2 separate regions of the Homo sapiens genome follow, and region 2 is linked to region 1. Evidence: chromatin loops called from intact Hi-C (ENCODE). Cell type or tissue: ascending aorta. All regions are shown on one strand. Links, peaks and the distances in the headings refer to the core of each region. The heading gives the core; the rest is flanking DNA.

Region 1 (15,484 bases), core at 5,721-10,720:
AAATCAATAATACATACAGTATTAGTAGTGGGTGTGAGGAAATAGGAATCTGAGACACCTGGCTGGCATGTACACAATTACAACCCTCTTGAAGGTTCTGACAGGATCTATTCACATTGAATTCATAGGAGAAATCTCACAGTAGTAAAATTGTAGATGGCTTTTGCTTTGTGTGTTTGTGTACTTTTAGAGCATTCTGTATTAAGTATGTTTCAGTTTTTTAGATGGGTTGTAGAATGTCATTTAAAAATCAAAAAGGAACCGGAGATAATCTGTTTCCTGGGAATGTCCAGATGAAAGGATTGTAGGAACATAGACATAGAAATGGTTAAGATGAGGGTATCTGGTTCCCACCTAGGTGCAAATAGTCACAGCACAATGGCTCCCTCTCCAAGAATCAGCCTCTATAAAGGGGAACCTATAAAGGAGAATGCAGAATCCAGGAAACAAAACCACAACCATCACCAGCACCACACACACGCGTGCACACACACACACACACACACACAAACACACACACGCCAGCAAAGAAAAAAAAATAGAAATATCCAGGGAAACTGAAAGGTACTTTGAACTGGTATTTTGGTAAAAACCTGAATGAAAGGTGATTGATAGTGACAATGAGAGGTTAAATGAGAGAAAAGTGGTTTAAGATCTGATCTTGCCTTTTCCCTACATTACATTAGGGCAAGCATTGTGTACCTCTTACGGCAGATTTTGGAGACAGTGGCCGTGCAGTTTGAGCAGGTATCTGTAGGGGTATTGTCTGGGCAATGCACCTACTCCTCTGGAGGAGGTAGTTGGGGAAGACAGGTTGGGACAAGCTCAGCTGCATATTCTATCTTCTTCCTCTCTCACCCTAGGCTAGTGGTTTCTATCCAGAGAGATTGTTCTTTCCACCAACCTTTGGCCTGAGGAGTTGCTTTGAAGTATGATGGTAAACAAGTGTCTCAATGTCTTGGCCCCATGACTACAGTGTGGCCTTCCCTTCTCTACTATGTATTTTAAGACAGTAACTGAGACCCTTGGAGAATACGTGCCCAAATAACCCTGAGGGAATGCCACCACCTCAAGAGTAAAACCGCATTACTTCTGAAGTAGGAATATTAGAAAACTGGATTGAAAATTTAAAATAAGCTAAACACATTTACAGAAATGGAGCACCATATATGTAATACTATGAAATGACAATTTTAAAAATTTTAAAAGTACCCGGTAGAATTATTACATAAGAGAAATATAATAGTTGAAATAAAGAACATGATACACAAATAAATAATAGTATGAATACAGCCGGAGAACAAATTAATGAATTGGAAGATCAGATTGAGGAAGCTTTCCAGAAGGTGATAGGAAAGGATAAAGGAATAGAACATACACAAAAAAAGTTAAAGAAGATAGAGTATGCAAGTGTTAACATCCAGATAATAAGAGTCCCAGAAGAAGATAAAAGCATAAGAATTAAGAAGATAAAAATATATAGAAAGTATTTGATAAAATAATAGAGAAATGTTTGCCAGAATTAAAAAATAAATAATATGAGATTAAATGGATCAATAAAGTGCAATAAAGTGCAAACAGGAGAAAGAAGGAAAATCTCACTCCTGAATACACTACAGTAAAATATAAGAATATGAAAGAAGAGAACATTTTAAAAGCTTCTTTAGAGAAAGGACTGAACAACTACAAAGGTGCAAGAGCTGTATTGACATCAGACTTCTGAATAGCAGCAGCAGAGTAAAAAAGACAATGGATTAATATTTTTTAAATATTGAAGGAAAACCTTTGAATTAAGACTTTTGTATATACCCAAATTGTCATTTGAATGACATAATAAAAATATTCCCAGTTATACATGGGCTCAGATGACCAGCTGCAAAAGACGCACACTGAAGATACTTTTTGAAGTATCTTTTAAGAAAAGAGCTAAATTCTAGAGCTACTGCAAGATATTTTAGATTCAAAGGTGGTGAAAAATCTTGTTAAACTTATATGTCTATTTGTAGTTATAAGAACAAGGAAAAGAAAAAAAGTATACATCCATGTACTACTTACATGGATGAATCCATACATTTTGGATGAAACATTATTTAGAATGAAAAAAAGAAACTTCAGAAGGTTCTGGCCCTCAGCTCTAATCCCACAAGTTTGAAAACAAATAAAACTAAAGAATTATGTTTTAAAATACATATATACATATATAAGTTTAAATGAGTTTTTTTTTAAAAAAGCAAGAGAATGATAAGGAGATGGGGCCAGGCAACAGGATTGGGGAGGAAAATAGGTAGTTGTAAATTGTCTGTAATGTTCTGTTTCTTGAGATGGGTGGTGGTCTGTGGGTGTTTATTTTCTTAAAAATAAACAAATACATATATAAGAAATAAAGGAAATCCACATGTGAACTAATGATGATGAATCATGGAGCAGACACTGTAACTCTGCACCTGAAGTCCATAAGAAGAAAAGGTAAAGGAAATGTAAGACAATCGCATTTATTTGTTTTCTTGAAGTTGCAAACTATTCATAACCAGTGTCAGGAGCTTCTGCATGAATTTCACCTGGAGCAGGAATGGGTCCAAAGGTTCACATGTGTCCCTGGCAGGGCACTTCACATTAGATGCCTTGAGTTACAAGGAGGGGTGTGGACACACAGTCAAAGAGAGGCAGGGTGGAGGGTGATCAATACATAAGTTTTAAGGTCAGAGAGCCTGGTTTCAACATCTAGCCCTGCCACTTTCCAGGGGAACAGCTGTGGATGAATTATTTAACCCGTCTGAGCATGATACAATGATATATGTACACAATGCCTTGCCTGATAAAACGATAAATGATCATGTTGCAAAATGCTTGGCACATAGCATGTGCTCAAAAGGATTAGCAAAACATAATGAGAATGAGGACTAGTATAATAAAATAAGAAAGAAGAAATAAGAAGCACTTCTAAAAAAAATCCCGAGAGATTTGAGTTGGGTTCTTTGACCGAAGATTGCTGTTAGATTCTACAATCCTGTAATAGTTCATCAACCTCCATCACTTGCCTTTGGTTTTGTTTTGTTTATTTCTTAGTTTCCTAGTAAACATTTTGAGAAAGTCCAATCTTATTTTAGCTAAGTGAAGGGGGAAAGGGACTTGGCTGGAAGAGCAAAGAGGAAGCTCTTACATTCCTGGGGAAGGCTGCCGCCCAGGCCTCCTAGGAGGAGATAAGCCAGGCGAAAGGAGTTAGGGATGCAGGACTGGGAAGGGAATCTCACGTTTGTTGTCTTTCCAGAGTCAAGTACCACATGTAGTGTTCTGGCAAAGGGCAGAGCAAGGTTGGGTAAGGTCGCATTCAGTCTTAAAACCTCAAGACTCTGCACCCTAGGTGAAGTCAAGGTCTTCTAGGTAGCAATGAGTGAAGAGAACTCAGGGAAGCCCCATGCTAGCAGTTTACAAGTCCACCTTCCACCATCTTGCTCAAGAGGGTTGCAAATGGCCATCCCTTTGCAGGTCTTCCCAGCAAGAGACTACTTTCCCAGCCTAGGCTCTGAATCCTCTAAGGTCTTCTGCCTTCTCTGGATCCCCTAGAGGTCTGATCTGGGCCACTTTCCCCACCAGGCCCCCAGGCCTCTGCTTTAGTTACCGGTAAGGACACAGAGGTACAGAGATGCATGTCATCAACTTCCCTGCCTTCTGGAAGCCAGTGACTCTGGGCCTTGAGGTCATGTAGGCCTCTGTGGATCCCCAGGCTCTCTCTGCAGTCTTTGCTGGGGTTTCTGGGAGTTTCCCGGATTGTCTCCAGTTTGCCTGTAATGCGCCCTCTTCCTCTCCATCCTGCTGCCCCTCCAGCTCCCTTCCGGCAAACCCTTGGGAAGGTGCCAGAGTTCCCTCTCCCAGCGTGCAAAAGCTCCTGTTGCTAAGGCACTGGTCCTGGCGGCAGCTGGCAGGACATATGGACAACCTCACAGTGTGATTGGTCATGGGATGGGTGGAGGCCCCAAAAGATGTCTTTTGATAGCTGATGGTCTTGGTCTCAAGTTGACTCCTTGGTGTCATCTGAATCTTCGTTTAGTTCAATGCTTCATCTTTTGTCTTCCTGCTTCCCTGAAATAAGGAATGACAAACAATCCTAGAACTGGAGCCACATGTCCCCAAATGCGTGTGGCTCAGCATTGGCCATGTTTTTCCAATTATTCCTTGCTCTGAATGCCACAGCTAATATGCGCGTGCACACTCACACACATACCCAGGGCAATTTTTAGCCAGAAATTCAGGCTCCTCTTTTCCCAGAACCCTTTGGCCCTTCAAGACCTTGCCCCACCCAGCCCCTCCATCCCTGCTCTACACCCTCTGCAGCCCCTGGCCCTTGGGCTCACCCCTGCCCTGGGAAAGTCACTCTCTCAAGACAAGATGTCCTGGTTTATGTGTTGCCCAGCACGCCTTCTCACCCGCCTGGGGATTTCTAAATCCTACCCATTCTTGAGATCCGGGGTGAGGCTGTCCACCATGACAGCTTCCCAAGGTCTGGCACCCACGCCCATCTCCCTGAAGGAGCAACTCCCAGCCTTATTGAATTAAGAATACCTACCATAAATCTTAACAAATATTTCAGGCTGATCACAAAAGGAAAGTATGTTCATTGGAAATACAGATAAACAAAATAAAGAAAATATAACCTGCCCCATTTCCTCTACTTAGGGTTAACCACCATTCACATCTTAGTGAAGGTCTAAAATGAAGGTTTTTTCCTGCACACACACACGCACACACCCTTGCTGTTTTAAAGAAAGCGAATTAGACTCATACTTACATATGGCTTTATAACTGTGTTTTTTCACTCAACAGTGTGTTGTGAGCAGCTTTCCACAAATAATCCCTTTTTTAATGTCAAAAGATTTCATGAATGACCACATAAGAAAGAGCATTTATACTTTTAAAGAAACATTTTATTATGGAAAATGTCAAACATACAAAAGTTGAGACAAGAGTATAATAATCCCCCAAATACTCATCATCCAGCTTCAATAATTATTAACATTCTCTCCTTCCAGTTTCATCCACCCCTGCCTTTTTTCCCTCGAGTATTTTAAATAAAAGGCCAGATATTGTTTTATGTCCCTGTAAACAACAATTGTCTTTATAAGGTCTGCTGCTTGAGAAAATGCATAGCAACCCAAAGGGAGTCTGCATTCAGGACCACTTTCAAATGAATCTGCATTTTATTTGTGACAGCAGCATTGATGATTTGAAAAATAGTCCCACATATACGTGCAAGTTGTATTATTTATTCAGCCTTCGGTCGATGCTTGTAGGGCATATGGATGTACAGATCTCTTGCAAGAGCTCCAGCCCACAAGCCAGGCACTGCTGGTCTGATCCACTAACTCAGGCATTCAATCAAACTCTCTCTTGCATTTTTCGCCAGTTGGTTCACACATGTGAGTTTCCTCTCCTAACTCCACCACTCCACCCTTAAATCCCAACGCCTGGGATCATGTCGGCTTCTCTCCTGCACACAAGGTTGTAAGTATCAAACTAAATTCTGGCCATAAAGTTGCTTCAAGTGAGGAGTCTCATTCTACATTGAGGAAACTGAGGCCGCAGAGGAGGAAGGATTTCTTTAGGAGCAGAGATGGAATTGTAGGTCTCCTATCTCTTAGCCTTTCCTTTCCACCTTAATCCACTGCCTTGTGGGCAGAATTTCACAGAATGTACAGGATATGGGGGGAGTGTGACCTTGAGAACGGCATATTCAGCATCTTCACTGAATTACTGCTGCCCTGGCTTCTTGTTGGGACTCCAGGGAGGTTTGGGGCCTGAATCTGGCTGCTCACCTCCCTTCCTTCCAGGTTTCCTGCCAAGGGAATCACAGCATAAGGATAAAATCCAAAAGGGAAACACAGTAGTAGCTCAATCTCTGATGAGTGCCCAGTATCTCCCTGAAGCAGGACTTCTCTGATAAGCTGGGCTGGCCCCAGAGACCCTTTCCTGGAAGCCCAAGGGATGTTTCCTGTCCCCAAGTCCCTAACATCCACGTCTCCACCTAGCTATAGGCTGGAAATGTCCCATCCACCTACCCACAGGCAAACAGAGAAAGACATGGCTGCTTTTGTGTCTGGGAGGTGTGACACAGCACAGTAAGCGAGAGTGGGCAGGAAGGTGGTCGTGCCTGCCTGGGAAGGCTGAGTCCCAGGAAGTGAGAGGGAAAGGAAGGTGGTATCTGAGTGAGCCCACTCTCAGAAAGCCTGGTCAAGGGAGCATTCTGCTCTGACTAGAGCAACGCGTTTCTCAAGGACCAGATAGGAGGAAGATGAGGAGGAGGTTCATGATCATTCCCCCTGCCATGCCCAAGGTTGGAGAGAAGCTAGGAGGACTTCCCTCCCTTTGTGAGTCAAGCTGAGCTGTAGAGGTAAGCATCCTGGCTCTTCTCCAGAATATTGAAAGATTTAATGTTTACTATTCTGACCATAATCTGTAGTTACTTTGTTAAAACTGAGATAGACTGATGTCTTTGTGAGCCACTGTACTGTTTGTATGTTATAATTACACACTAAATTGTGCTATAGAAAGTCTACATATTTATTCCTCATTTCCATTTTTCTGCCCGAAGTTTTAGATTTAAAAACTAATTTTCTTCTCTCACCCTCCCTCCATCTCTCCCTTCCTTCCTTCTATCGACCTGCAACTTTTAGAGACCTGCTAGGGGTCAGATTGTTTGCTTACGCCCAGGGCTTTTGTAGTTCAGAGGCTCCCACATTCAGAGTGAGACAGCTGGACTGAGGCAGTGAGAAGGAGAGGGCCCTGGGGGAAGAGCAAAGGTACAGTTGTATAGGAATGGTCAGCCATGAGACACACCCTTGACTCCACGTGTCCTCATTCCTGCCACTAAAGAATAAAAATCCCAGTCAGTTACAACGGCAGCAATCGAAATCCAGCTTCTGATGTGAGATCTCACCAGGGCCCCCAGAGGTTCAACCAAAGGGAGGAGGCACAGGGCAAAGCCCAGGCAGAGATTCCTCACGCTCCTCCCCCGACTGCCATTAAGAAGATTCTTTTATAAGAAGATCAATCTAACCTTCAGAAATTGAGGGAAAGATAGACCATCCAGTGGCACATTGTGTGATTCAGGTTCTTAGTCAAAAGGAGCTTAGAAGCCTGGGAGCCTCCCCAGAAGAGGTCAGAGGTGATCTGTGAGATGAATATGAGTCCTGAACAAGCTGAGGATAAACCACGAGGAGAAGAGAGAGTGCTTCGGGGAGGGGAGAATGCAGACAAAGTTTGGGAGGTAGGAAGGAGCCCAGCCTGCTCTGGAGATGGAGAGGAGCCAGGCCTGGGTAGAAGGCAGGTGTGTAAGCCCCGAGGAGAGAGTGATGGATAGGCTGGTGAGGAAACAGCAGATTTCAGGGGCCTGCATCAGATGCATTTGTAGGACACTCTCTTGGAATTTTTCTGGAGAGGTAGGGAATCTGGGTCTGCGTGTATTTTTAGCCTGTCTTTTCTGCCCTCTTCTGAGCAATGATTCTAAGAGCTTTCAGCCTGAGGTCATCTGTTTTCCTAGTGCCTGTTCCAGGGAAGCAGATGCCAGCACCACTACCTCACACAGAGGCTGCTGCCGCCCCAGCGCTGACCCCAGGAGAGCGACGTGTCCACTGCACCACGGGAGCAGGCTGTAGGAGGCTGCCCCATGGGAGGCTCCACAGTCCCGAGCTCTGCCAGAATGTCACCCTTCTGTTCTGGCATGACCCTAGAGGAGAGTTTCTTTGAGGTCCATGGGAAGCCCCAGATGCCTGTCCCCATTTCCTTCAGGGCCAATATGGGCACCCCTCAGGCTGGAAGGCTGTGGAAGGACGCGGGTTGTGGGATCCAGCCCTCAGGATTGCAAATGTCTGCCTCAACCTTGTTTCCCGGGAATTCTGCCCTTCCTGTCTGTCTTGTTACCTTCCAGCTCCCTGCCTCTCCATCGCCATTTCCTACCTCTCTGCCAGCAAAGCAGGGGCAGGTTATTTTCTAAGACTCTGCTTTCTCCATTTAGGAATCTATAGTGCACACAACGGCTCCTAGAGGAGAGTTCATTTGCTCCCTCGCTACAACCCAGTCTAAAGCTTCTTTTCTGTGCTCTAGGTTCATGTTTTCAAGTCCTCAGTGGACATGACTACTGGAGAATCATGACCCAAAACAATTCACAGTCTTCCCTCCAGAATGTAACTCCTTTCGGCCATCTTGTTTATGTCAGGGATGCCTCCAGTCTCCTCCCAGGCTGAGCCCCTGGGACATGGCTCCTCTTCTTTACCTCCCACATCCAGTTAGGCAGCAAAATGGGTCCATCCTTTCTCAGCACCACTTTTCCATTTCTGCCACATCTACCATTTCAATCCCAGCTCTCCTTGTTGCTTGGCAGGATGACCCCCACAGCCCCCAAGTGGTACCTTCCCTGAAACCCCTTCTTACCCTGCCCCTCTGCAATGCCACTGCCACCCCTTCACAAGTCTTCTGTTACCTCTTTTCTTGTCTCATCAAATCTCAAGTCTTTGCTCTGGCTGCAAGGTCTTTACCTGGTTCCCCGCTTCTGCCCAGCTTTAGCTTCTCTTCCCCTCCTCCTCTCTTCCACTCCTGTCATTCTGAGTCGCTCACCATCCCTGAAACATATCTAGCTTATTCCCCTTAGGGGATCTCTGTCCTGTGGATCCCCCACCTTCCTCCCTTCTCTCCACTGTATGTCAGATCCCTAGCAAGGATTTAATTAGCCAAAGGCAAACTCAAATTTCCTTCTCAAAGTTTACAAACATTCCTGCCTGGAACTGTCCTCAGATACAGCTTCTAAGTCACAGAAGAAAATTCTTCTCATTGCTAAAATATTTTAGCCATTATTTTTATTTTTGCCAGAGTGGTATTACTCAGTTTGGTGACCCAGGCTTATTAATATGATTCTGCTGAAAAACATAGAACAAGACATGAGCAGACATGGAAGAGATTTGTTGGGGGAAATGGCTGTGAGGAATAAAAGAGAAGGAGCTAGAGAAGGGGAGCACAGCCTTCAGATGGCACTGCATGTTGGACTCCTATGGAGGAGAGAAGGAAGAAAGAAGGGCTGGGGAGGAAGAGTCTGAGACTGCAGTGCAGTTCTAAGAAAATTTCATCCATGATGTGGAGTCGGACGGGGAGTGCCTGAGCCAGTCACCTCGCTGTGGTTGGTCACTGGCCAGAGTAGCCCTTGGGAAGCAGGGCCTTGGCACAAGTGATATGGCAGATCTATAAGGACAGCAGCAGGAGCCACCTGTCCATCTGCTCATCACAGCAGGAGTTCCAACAGGGCATTCTCATGGCAGCCACACAACACTTGGTTTCTGCTGCTGAATGAAGATTTGAATGAGGACGCAAACTCCAAATCATTCCAAGGTTGAAGAATTAAATCCAAAAATATGTATTCCTAAAGAGAATTCCCTGAGAGAAGGCAATTTATCTTCATTATCACATCAAGGCTGTGTCACCATCATTACCGCCATCTCCACCATCATCATACTATAACCACCTTAACCATCATCATTACCATCATCATCACCGTATCATCGCCATTCCTCCCATAATCACCACTATCACCTAACCACATCATCACCACTACCATGACCACTATTATTGCCATCAACACTACCACCACCAGCAGGATCATCACCATCATCACCACCACCATTACCACCATCATCGCCATTACCATTGCCATTTCCACCACCATCACCACCAATATTATCATCACTATTTCCATCATCATCATCATCATCACCACCACCATCACCATCATGACCACTACCATTATCATCAGCCACCAGTACTATCACCATTATTACCACCATTATCATTATGAAGTCAGAGAGTATGGTATGGAGAAAAAGAATCTGATTGCAAGGCTTAACACCTGGGCTTTGATCCCATCTCTGCTGCTGATTTGCTGTGTGGCATTGGACAATTCTCTCCATCTCTGTGAATCTTCATTTTATTTTTCTGTTTAGCAAATAATTACAGTGCATCTGCTGAGCCAGGCTCTCCTATCTGGAGGAGTGAGTAGGCCTACTGTAAGTCTGACCAGCTGCCAACTCTGAGGCCAAACAATCAATGGCATTGCATGACATTGACCACACCTAAGGTTTTATGAAAACAGTGGTCATGGTAGCTGCACAACGGGATGTGACCTTGCCCTGTTTAGAATACCCAAGGGCAATAAAAGCAATTTTATATCTTTTCCAGTTCCTGTGGGGAGCAATAAATGCATCACTAAACTCAAAGACCTCAGGAATGAGGAGAAAATTCACTGGAGAACTTGGGCTCAAGCTTTAGCTCATACCTATTAAGGCCTAGGTAGGGTAAGGCCTCCCACACTGGTCGCATGACATATTGTGGCCGAGCTAGGCTGTTGATTCTCAGCCGCCAAGTGTTTCCTGGAGCTGCTGGAGGAGGATGGTGGCTGGGTGGGACCTGTCTGGGATGGGGACAGGAATGTTGCTAGAGTACAGCTCAAGGGTGAAATGAAGGCCATAGGCCCTGGGTGATGACAGAGGCAGCTGCCGCAAGCCAGAGTCCCAGCCACATCTGGGCTTCTGATTGCACAATCCAGCTGTTGGCTGGGCCTGCTGACTCCCCAGTGGGATGGGCTGGCTGGGAGACTGGAGGAGGGTGGGCTAGAGGCCTTGGGAAAATTCAGCACCTGCAGATGAGTCTGGTGAGTCCCTCTTCCTTTCGGAGAGTGCCCTGGCTGAGGATGAAAGTGGGTGGGTGGGGGTCGAAGGATCTTTTTCTGTTCTCAGTATCCCTTTATCCTGCTCTCTGTTACCCCATGTTCCTAAAAAGGGAATTTCCACAGTTCCCTTCCCACCATCCTGGGGATTGGGCAGGGGCGGAGGGTGAACTGAGGGGCAAAGGAGAGATGGAAATTCCCTTAAAGTTGGCAATAGTTGGGGGTGCCATGTGCAGGACTGAAACTACTAATCTGTGGCTTCAAGTTTGTTCCAGGAAGGATGCATTCTTAGCACCCCCCAACCTGAGATCCTTTGTACCCAAGGGTCCCCTGTTCCCTGGAACCTGAAAGAGGTTCTTGAGCTGTTTACTCTCTTGCGCTGTCTACTGTGCATAGGCTGTCTACTCTCTCATTAATCTGTGTCCCTCATCTGACCTCTCCCCATGCAGATGTTAAGGCTGGGACCCAGCAAGAGACAGAGTCCTGAGCCCTCCCTAAAGTCAAGAGCCATGTCTCGCTTTGGGAAAGGAGTTCCCCCATGCTTCCCCCACAAAGCTGGGGTTCCTGGGGGATTGGGTGCAGAGTGCCCCAGGAAGGGAGGAGTTGGGGAGGGGGATTCCTTATTCTCCATGATCAGCAGGAGTGAGGCTCTGTGAGGAATAGAACACCACAGCTAATTTTGGCACTCTATTTTTTTTTTTTTTGAGAACTGGCACAAAACAGAAAATACAATATTTCCTCAATTTTAAGACTTGACTGATTGTGAGAAGCCCTACTGATGTAATAACATGTTTTTATTTTGGTTTGTATTTTTCCTTTGGTGATGGGGTGGAGAGACTTGAGGTGAGAGTGGGCGTGAATTGCCTGACAAGAACTCAAGCCCCTCTTCCTGTATCAGCAAAATTTGGGGCTTTCCAAGATGAAGCCAGAATTCTAACTGTCCAGGTTTCTTCTTGTAATTGTGGCTTGAGTGGAGGTGAGATGGTTGGATGAGAAAGTAAAGTAATTCCCCTCCTTTCCACAACCCCATTCCTAACACACTTCCCATTCCCATTCAAGGGACACATTCTCTGAGGGCCAGAGGGACCTTAAAATACACCTCCAAGTTATGTTCAGATACATTTAGGGGAAGGGACCCCAGAATTCCTGCCCCCAAAGAAATAATCCCATCTCAGGGCCACCTCAGCAGTTAAAGATTTCTTCTTCATGTGGAACTAAAATAGACCTCTCGGTACTTCTGGGTTTGAGTTCTACCCTAGGGAGCACAAAGCATAAGTTATATATTTTTAATAAAATGGCAAGTATTCTTAGACCTTTTCTTCTTTTGATGAAATTTTCATGCCCCATTTCTTCTGTTTGAAACATGGATTTCAGATTCCTCCCCATCTCGCTGCCCCTTCTATTTGTCAATATCCTGTTTAAAGGATTGAAGCCACAACTTAGCGCCATGTATCAGAGATGGCGTGGTACCCATGGGGCCCTTCCTAAATGATGACATGGTGCATTTTTTCATTCCAAGACTGCAAGTATTTTTGTGTCTGTCTGTTTTCCACTGAGCTTATAGTCAATCAAAATTCTTAGGCCCTTTACAAACTGAAATAGTCTTCTATGTCCTGGCAATTTGTATTTGGTTATTTTCCTGGACCTTAATATAGGATTTTGTACTAAACCTACATTTTAAAATACTTAGTTTTGCTAGATGCACCTTATCATCTCAACCAGAGTATTAGTTTCCTATAGCCGCTGTAAAAAAATTACAACACACAACACAAATGTATTATCTTGTAGCCCTGCATATCAGAAGTCAAAAATGGATTTCACTGGGCTAAAATCTAGGCCTAGGCAGGGCTGCGTTCCTCTGGAGGCTCTAAGAGACAACCAATTTCCTTGTCTTCTTTAGTTTCTAGAGGTTGCTAGCATCCATTGGCTCAAGACCCTTTCCTCCATCTTTAAAGTCAGTAGCACAATATCTTCAAACCTCTCTCCTACTCTGCTTCTACCCTCACATCTCCTTCTGTAACTATTCAAAAGATTCTTTCTTTCTTTTTCTTTTTTTTTTTTCCATTGACCAGCCACAGCAGTATCAAAGGATTCTTGTGATTACATTGGGCCCACCCAGATAATCCAGGATCATTTTCCCTTCTCAAGATGCTTGACATAATCATACTTGCAAAGTCCCTTTTACCATGAAGGGTAACATATCCTTAGATTCCAGGGATTAGGACATGGACAATTTTGAGAGGGCCATTATTCTGCCTACCAACCAGTTAAGATATTTTGGCTCCTGATTGTAGAGTCTAATGTACTAATTATTTCTGTTAACAGTTACAGCATCTGTCAAATTGATTTGCGTCCAGCCATTATTCTCATGCAAACTACTGATGAAAATGTTGAGGAAGGCAGGAACCAGTATAGTCTTCAGGTTGACACTGGTTCATTAACAAACACTCTTGGATTATGATCATTCGTACAGTTAAGAGTCCACAGATAGACTACATTTCCCCCTGATTTCTTCCTTCTTTTTCTCCTACCTTCCTTCCCTTCTTTATTTTCTTTTCATAAATCCAATTTATATAAGCACTGCACCAAATTACAGAATATAGGAGGGGACAAACTAGAAACAGTCTCTTCCTCATTGGGTCTTATAGTATATTGGTGAAGAAATATTATTAAACAATTACTCTAGCTAAGGTTTGATTTGGCAGTGCCTACTGGAGATGCAACTTCAGTGCCTTAAAGAAAAAACTATTTCTCTTTGCCCATGAGAGAAGCCTAAGGTAGGCAGCCCACAGTTAGTAGAGCAGTGCATGAAGTCATAAGAAATCCACACTATTTGGATCTTTCTGCTTCACTACCCTGGCTTCCATTCTCAGGGACACCTCATATTCCAAGATCAATGCTGAAGCTCCAATCATTTCACCCTTTTCAAGTATCAGGACAGAACAGGAAGCAAAGATAAAGAAACGTCTCTGCCCCTTAAAAGGGTTTTCCTGGAAGTTTCCTACAATACTTCTACTTATATCTTACTGGCTAGAGCTTATTTAATTACTTGGACATATCTGGCTGCAAAGGGAAGCTGGAAAATATAACTTTTTGTTTGTTGCATTGCAGCTTCCACAAGGGTACCAATGCAATTCAATGGGAAAAGGAAAGTCTTTTCAACAAATAGTGCTGGAACAACTGGATAGCCATATGGAAAACAAAATTCAATGCTGACTCCTAACACAAAAATTTATTAGACCTGGATTAGATCAGAATGTAAAAGCTAAAACTATAAAGCTTCAAGAAGAAATCATGAGATAATATTTTTATGACTTCGGGGAAAAGATTTCCTAGGTTGGACAAAAAAAAGTACTAACCATAAAATTAAAAAAATTATAAACATAACTTTTGCTCATCAAAATAAAAAATATTTGCTTATCAAAAAATATTATTAGAAAAATTAAAAAGCAAGATACAAACTAGAAGAACTCTATCTATCTGATTCATATCCAGAATAAAGATACAAATCAATAATGAAAAGATAAACAATACAATAATAACAATTCTACTTATACTGATATCAATACAGTCAGCCCTCTGTGGGTTCCACATCCATGGACTTAACCAACCACAGATAAAAAAAATTATTAAAATACCCAGTAACAGATAATAATACAACAATAAAAATAATACAAATAAACAACCAATATCATATAACAATTGTTTGCGTGGCATTTACATTGGATTAGGCATTCTACGTTATCTACAGATGATTTAAAATACATGGAAGGATGTGCATGGGTTATATACAAATACTACACCATTTTATGTAAGGAACTTGAGTATTCATGGATTTTGGTAGGGGGATCCTGGAACAAATCTCCCATGGATACTGAGAGATGACTATTTTGAAGAACGGTTTGGCAGTTTTGTATAAAGTTAAACACATACCTAATGTATAACCAGCAATACCACTTCCAGGTATTTACCCAAGAGAAATAAAAACACAGATCCGCAAAAAGATGGTTCATGATTGGTCATAATTTGCAGAAGCTTATTCATAATTACCCCAAAGTAAAAGCAACCAAATGTTTATCAACAGATAGATTTTTAAAATTGTGGTCTAATCATACAGTGGAATACTACTCAGCAATACAAAGGAATGAACCACGACTGCAGCAGCGTGGATGACTCTCAAACACATCACTTTAAATCAAAGAAGTCAGGTGTAAAGAGTACATACTATATAATTCCATTTATAGAAAGTTCCAGAACAGATAATACTAACATGATAGAAAGCAGAACAGTGGCTTGCTTTGGGGGTGGAGGAGGGGAGGACCCCCCAGAAGGTGGCATAAAAGTGATGGGAATATTCTCTACCATGACTGAGGTGTGGTTTTCACCAGTGTGTATGTATGGGTCAAAACTTATCAGGCTGTAGTGTGCAATTAACTGTATGTAAAATATATCTCAATAAAAATTAGAAAGTCAAATTTGTAAGCACAGCATGGTGAAAACATGGCTCAGTAATAGTTCATATGATAAAGAAATATGGCCTCAAATTATCTATGACTGATTTGAACCACACGCATGAGGTGATTGTTAAGAAAAAAAACTTGACACTAATAAAGGTTGTACACCCAGGTCAAAGTAGAAAAAATATAGCTATACCAGTTTTCTTTTGGTAAATATTTGCCAAGTAGATATACTTTTTTATCTTTTGTTTTTAACTTTCCTGTGTTCTTACATTTACAATATATCTTCTAAAAGCACTTAGCTGTATTCTCAAGTAACCAATAT
Region 2 (5,000 bases), core at 1-5,000, 310 kb after region 1:
GATATTTAGAAACAGTGGCCCTGAGTGTTCTAGTCTCCAGCTAGATTCTACCTACCTAGTTCCAGGACTTTCATGGAGTTCAGTAAACTGAAATCATCAGTTAGGGAGATTTGGGGGGAAGGATCCTTTCATCTGGCTGACTACCCATTTCTCATTCGACCCTCCCCACCAACATGCCCCACGTGGCAAGCATAAAACTGCTACACACAAAGAGGGGGCCCTGCATTTGGCTCTCAGGCCTCTGGCAGGATGAACCAGCTTCTGGTGACTCCCCACCCACCCCCAGGGAGCTAAAAGACCGGCTGTTCTGAATAGGGAGCCATCGCGCCTCAGCCAAGGCTCTCAGTTTCTGCCCCGACCCCAACCCCAGCATCCCCCCTTCCCCCCACCGCATTCCTGAGGCGGGTCATCTGCACCCTCCCTTCCTTCTCCCTCCCCTCTAAATGGACAATGTAGGCCAAAAAACCTTGGGGTTTTCCAGGCAAGCCCTTCCCAGCCAACACCGGGAGGCCCGAGGCCAAGTCAGGCCCAGGGTGGGTGGAACCCCAAGACAACGCCCTCACCCCAAAGCCCTCTGCACCCCAGGGTCTCACACTCTGGTCCTGGCCACACCTCCTTCCTCCTAGCACTCACTGTCCACCCCAGCTTCCAGCAGCCCCAGGCATGCAGGACAGAAGAGGACTCTCCTCCGGGGCCCAGAGACTATTCCCACGGACGCTGCAGTCCAGTGTTGCAGGCTCTCCCCGAAATTTTCTTTGTCTCCTGACCTGGTTCAAGTCTCATTCAACCGCTCTACGCCTCAGTGGCCCCTTCCATGAAAAGGGGACAATAATACCCCTCTGGCCAAAGCCTCTGTAAAGCAGAGATCAGGAAGCAGCCATCTCTTTTGGAGCCGAGTCTCCACTCTCCTCGCTCTTTGGAATGGGCCTCTGGTGGAGTCGCAAAGGCTGAGGGAAAAATAAGTGCCCGCAACTTTGAAAAGCCGAGGCTTCATTCTGAAGCCTACAGCCCCTTCCAGCCACTCCCCAGAACTCCTCTCCCGCCGCCCCCAGGCTGTGGTAACTGCTTCCAGCTAGGAGTGGGGCAGATGGAAGAGAGGACTTTGGGAGCCCCTTTCCAGTTCCTGAAATACATGCTGTATAAGGGAACGGGGGTGGGGGCAGGGATGCAACCCAGTCTCCTCGGTTTGACCGCTCCTTCTTTTGTCTGCCGTTAAGAATTACCCTTCACAGGCTGTTCAGAGAACGTCAAGTGCTACAGGATGCGTCGGCTAGTAGAGCGCTCCCCACCTTCGCCAAGACCACAGCACATGCGGCCCCTGACGGAGGGAGTCCGCCTCCCCACCTCCCCGGTCTGCCACCGCTCAGGGACGGGGGGCTGCCTCTCCCTTTCCTTAGGTTTCAAACCTGGGTGAGTCCTCTGACCCAGTGGAAAAAAATGGAGTGGGAGAGGTCGCGCAGCCTCCCTCCCGGCGGCTTAGGGCCCGCCCGCTGGCTCCGCTTTCGGGTTACTGCAGTTCAAACAGCACGTGCCGCCAGCGCTGGGAGCCTAGCGCAGCCGGGAGGGGCGGGGGCCTGTCCCGTGCGCGCCTCCTCCGCGCCTCCTCCAGTCGCTCGGGAAATCCAAGGGATAAACACCCACTTTCCCTTCCTCTTTCGGGGGGGGGTGGGTGCGCTTTGATCCCCGCTCGTGCCTCGCCTGCTCTCCCCCCGCCCGCCCTTCCCCCACGGCCCAGACCCGTGCGCTCCGCTGCCCAGGCTCGCCGCACCTCTCTGACCAGGCCCCGCCACCGCAGCCCACAAGCTGTCCCCAACCTCCACGCGCAGCCGCCTGCCCGCGACTCCCTTCAAGCAGCCTGTGGTGGGAAGGACAGCTTTGATTTTAGAATGATCGGTCTCCAGTCCTCGGAATTCCCTGGGAAACGTGGCGAAAAGGCGAACGCCGGCCAACTGTCCCGCCCCCTTCTTTTTCCAGCTCTGTGGAGCAAGGCAAGGACAGGCTTTGGACACCCCAGACCCCGCACGCTCAAGCTCTTCCAAGCCACCGTTGGGGGTGCCCATGACGCAGTCGGCCAGCAAGAAAAGGGACCAAGAGGAGGCCGGAGCAGGCCCTGGATCCGGACTCGAGGCCTTGTCGGCGGGGAACTGCGGAGTCTTCAAGCATGGTGTGCAAAGGGGGGCACAGATTCGGTAGGGGACATTCCCCGGGCTCCAGGAACTCCTTGCCCCGAGGTGGGGGAGGGATTGCGCGGAAGAAAACGGGCAGAGTTCTTACCTTGCGCTTGTTGCGGTGGATGTCGCCAATGGAATTGGACACCGTGTTGGGGCCCAGCAACATGCGGGTGCTGCGAGGCCACTCGGTGCTCACGAGGTGGTGCTCGCCCATGAGGATCTTGCGCACGTTCTCCGCGCCGGTCACGCGTATCAGCGGCCGCCCCAACAAATGCGTCTTGAACACGTTGCCATACTTCTCCCTCCGCGACGACTGGAAGCCAGAACCCTGCGGGAGCCACACCCGGGTCTCTCTCAGGGTGCACTTCTGCAGAGGGCCCGCGAGGGAGGGGCGGCGGACCCCAACCCGGGGTACAGTCACCTGCCCCCTCTCCCCACCAAACACACTCACACAGACGAGCACGCAGGTTTTATTTTTCATAGCGTGCACAAGAACTGCGAAGTAGGGCCTAGAGGATAATAAATAATGCAAGGAGGCGGAGGCCCAGGGGCACCCCCAGGAGGCTGTTTTTTGGTAATGACTTTCGAGAGGAAAGAGGTATCCCGGACAGCTGGACCCGAAGCGGGAGTCTCCGCCCCCACCCCCACCCCCACACCCCCACCCCGCGCTCGGGAGCCTCTCGGAATAAATATTTCCAGGCTCCGGGCCACGGGCTGGCGAGACCCCGCGGGGTGGCCGCAGGCCAAAGATTATTTATAGCGGTAAGCGGTCGGTGCCCGGAGGCAGCAACTACAGATGGGGGTTGGAGTTTCCTCCGCTCTCCGGTGTGGCCCGCGCAGGGACCCGGCGGCCCTCGGAGGACTCTGCAGGGCGGGGTCACGGGCCCAGAGCCGCGATTTTCCTAATGCATTTTGCCCTGGAAATAACGGAGACGGACTTTGGTTGCCGCCCTGGAGTTTGGAACCCGAGCGCGGGGCGGGGCGGGACCGGGCAGGGCGACCCGCGCAGGTAACCAGATCCCCGGTGGTGGCGGCGCAAGCCGAGGATGGCGGGGCCGGGGCCGGCCGGACTCTCGAAACGGCTGGCGGAGCCGGCCGGGCGCGGGTACCGGAAACCGTGGAGACCTCAGAGGGGCGGGGGCAAGGGCGTCCCGCTCACCTTTGACGTCGGCACTAGTTACCCCACCCCACGTTAACCCTTCTCCTGCCGGGGCAGCACCCGGCGCAAAGGGGAGGGGCGCCACCTGTCTAGCCGCCCCGCCTGCCAGCCCACGAGCGTACCGACTCGGGCTCCAGATCTACCCGCTCCTGCACCCCCGAGGGGACAACTCAGTCCCCCTAGCCCGGGTTGGTCCCCCTCCTCACTTTCCTTTTTTCCACAGAAAACTACTTCCAGCTAAATGTGCACACACGCCAGTACAGCCGAAAAGTGACTCTGCAGAACCCGGAGCCCTAATCACTTTTCCACATGCGCCTCCGGCCCGGCGCGCGACGGGGAACGAGCTGGGAGCGCCCGCGCAGCCAGGAGGGGGGCTGGGCCGCGGGAACGCTGTCCCCCTCCCAGGCTGGAAGGCGGGGATAATTCCCCCTGCCGTGCAGCCCTTCTAGACGGCGTCTACCCCTTTAAGAAAAATCTAGGCGGAGGTGGGGTGCGACAGAAGGGGTGGTGAGGCGAGGGTTTCCCTCCCTCCGTCTGCTATACCCGTCTCCCTCGCTCCGTCTCACTCTCCGTCTTTCCTCTCCTTCTTTTCCTCTGTTTTTCTTTTCTTTCAACACAAAAGTTGGGTTGTGAATTTTCCGAGGTCGCCGCCGCCTCGCCCCCACCCCCCGCCTCTGATCTGCCTAACTATAATTAAAGTGCGTTTTTTGTGGCATTAATAAAGAGTTATTTGTCCGCCGTTTCCACGGTCTTCACAAAGAGTACTTTCATAGGGGCGGCCGCTCGGGCCGCGAGTCCAATTTATACAAAAATGTTGTATTTTTAGCCCTGGGCTCTGTTTAGATGGCGCTCGGTGGAAACGGAGAGCCCTTGGAGGTCCCCCCGTAAAATCTGATAAATGACTCCGAAAAAATAACGCTGGGATTCAGAGGGCTCTCATTAACCCCTTAGGCGCTCCTGTACACGTACCCCCTATTTCCCTCCTCACCTCCAGATCTAGGGCCCCGGGTTGGAGGGATGGGGAGGCTTAGGTTTCCTCCTCCCTAACTTCTGTGCAGGTTGGACGCTGACCCCCAGGGGCTCTTGTGGGATTCGGAGAAAAGGTCATGGGGACCTGAGGGGGGGCAGAGAGGTCAGGAAACGAAGTGGGGGTGGGTGGTGACAGACCGTGGATTCAGCAGACTGGCTCTAAAAGGCGGGAGCCGTTGCCCAAGTTATTTTATTTCCTAAATTCGCGGCCCAAAGCCTAGAGCACCGCTGCAGTTGACACTTTAAGTGTGGTGGCGAGGGAAAGGCTCTGGGGATTTCTTTGCGGGGGGTGGGGGGGTGATACATCCATTGGTTGAAAGGACCCCCACCTCATTGCACGAACAACCCCAAAAAGAGATGGGCCTAATCCGGGACGTGGAAAGACCACAGGGCAGAGGAACTTCGAACCCCCTCCCCGCCCCCGCTCCGCTGTCACTCGTCCCGGGGCAGGGTGAGTGCGTGTGTGCGCGAGCGCGCGGATTGCACGCGTCTGTTAATTTCAAGCCAAGCTTTCGCACCTGTAAACCCACAGGTCGCAGCGCTCACCTTTCGCTTCACCTCTCTAGTGCGGGGATTGTCAGTTTCAGGACATCCCTGCTTCCCCTAACAGAACAAACGCGCGTACACACAAATACACCTCC

The links. A loop is a pair of places that touch in the nucleus more often than their neighbours do. Peaks named below come from ENCODE experiments on the same cell type or tissue, not always from the same donor. Only the 100,000 strongest peaks of a DNase experiment are listed, where the experiment ranks them.
Region 2: a loop joins it to region 1, with 5 times the contacts of the local background. A loop is called at or near these places in 1 of 110 quality-filtered maps.

Annotation. Positions count from the first base shown.
Region 1 is chr2:71,823,845-71,839,328 of GRCh38, forward strand. No RefSeq gene overlaps it. Among named protein-coding and RNA genes, the nearest start is that of CYP26B1, 320 kb to the right of the region's middle. RefSeq lists an enhancer at 6,357-7,556. In ascending aorta, for the core only: no CTCF peak of the experiment used is centred there; DNase peaks (open chromatin) are centred at 7,597 and 10,488; H3K27ac peaks cover 2,694 bases.
Region 2 is chr2:72,141,715-72,146,714 of GRCh38, forward strand. It overlaps CYP26B1 (cytochrome P450 family 26 subfamily B member 1), which reads right to left. Exons shown (of 6, transcript NM_019885.4): 2 at 2,275-2,499. Among named protein-coding and RNA genes, the nearest start is that of CYP26B1, 3.6 kb to the right of the region's middle. RefSeq lists an enhancer at 4,824-5,000. In ascending aorta, for the core only: a CTCF peak has its summit at 2,651; DNase peaks (open chromatin) are centred at 1,527, 2,897, 3,307, 3,847 and 4 weaker places; H3K4me3 peaks cover 4,343 bases; H3K27ac peaks cover 5,000 bases; H3K27me3 peaks cover 428 bases.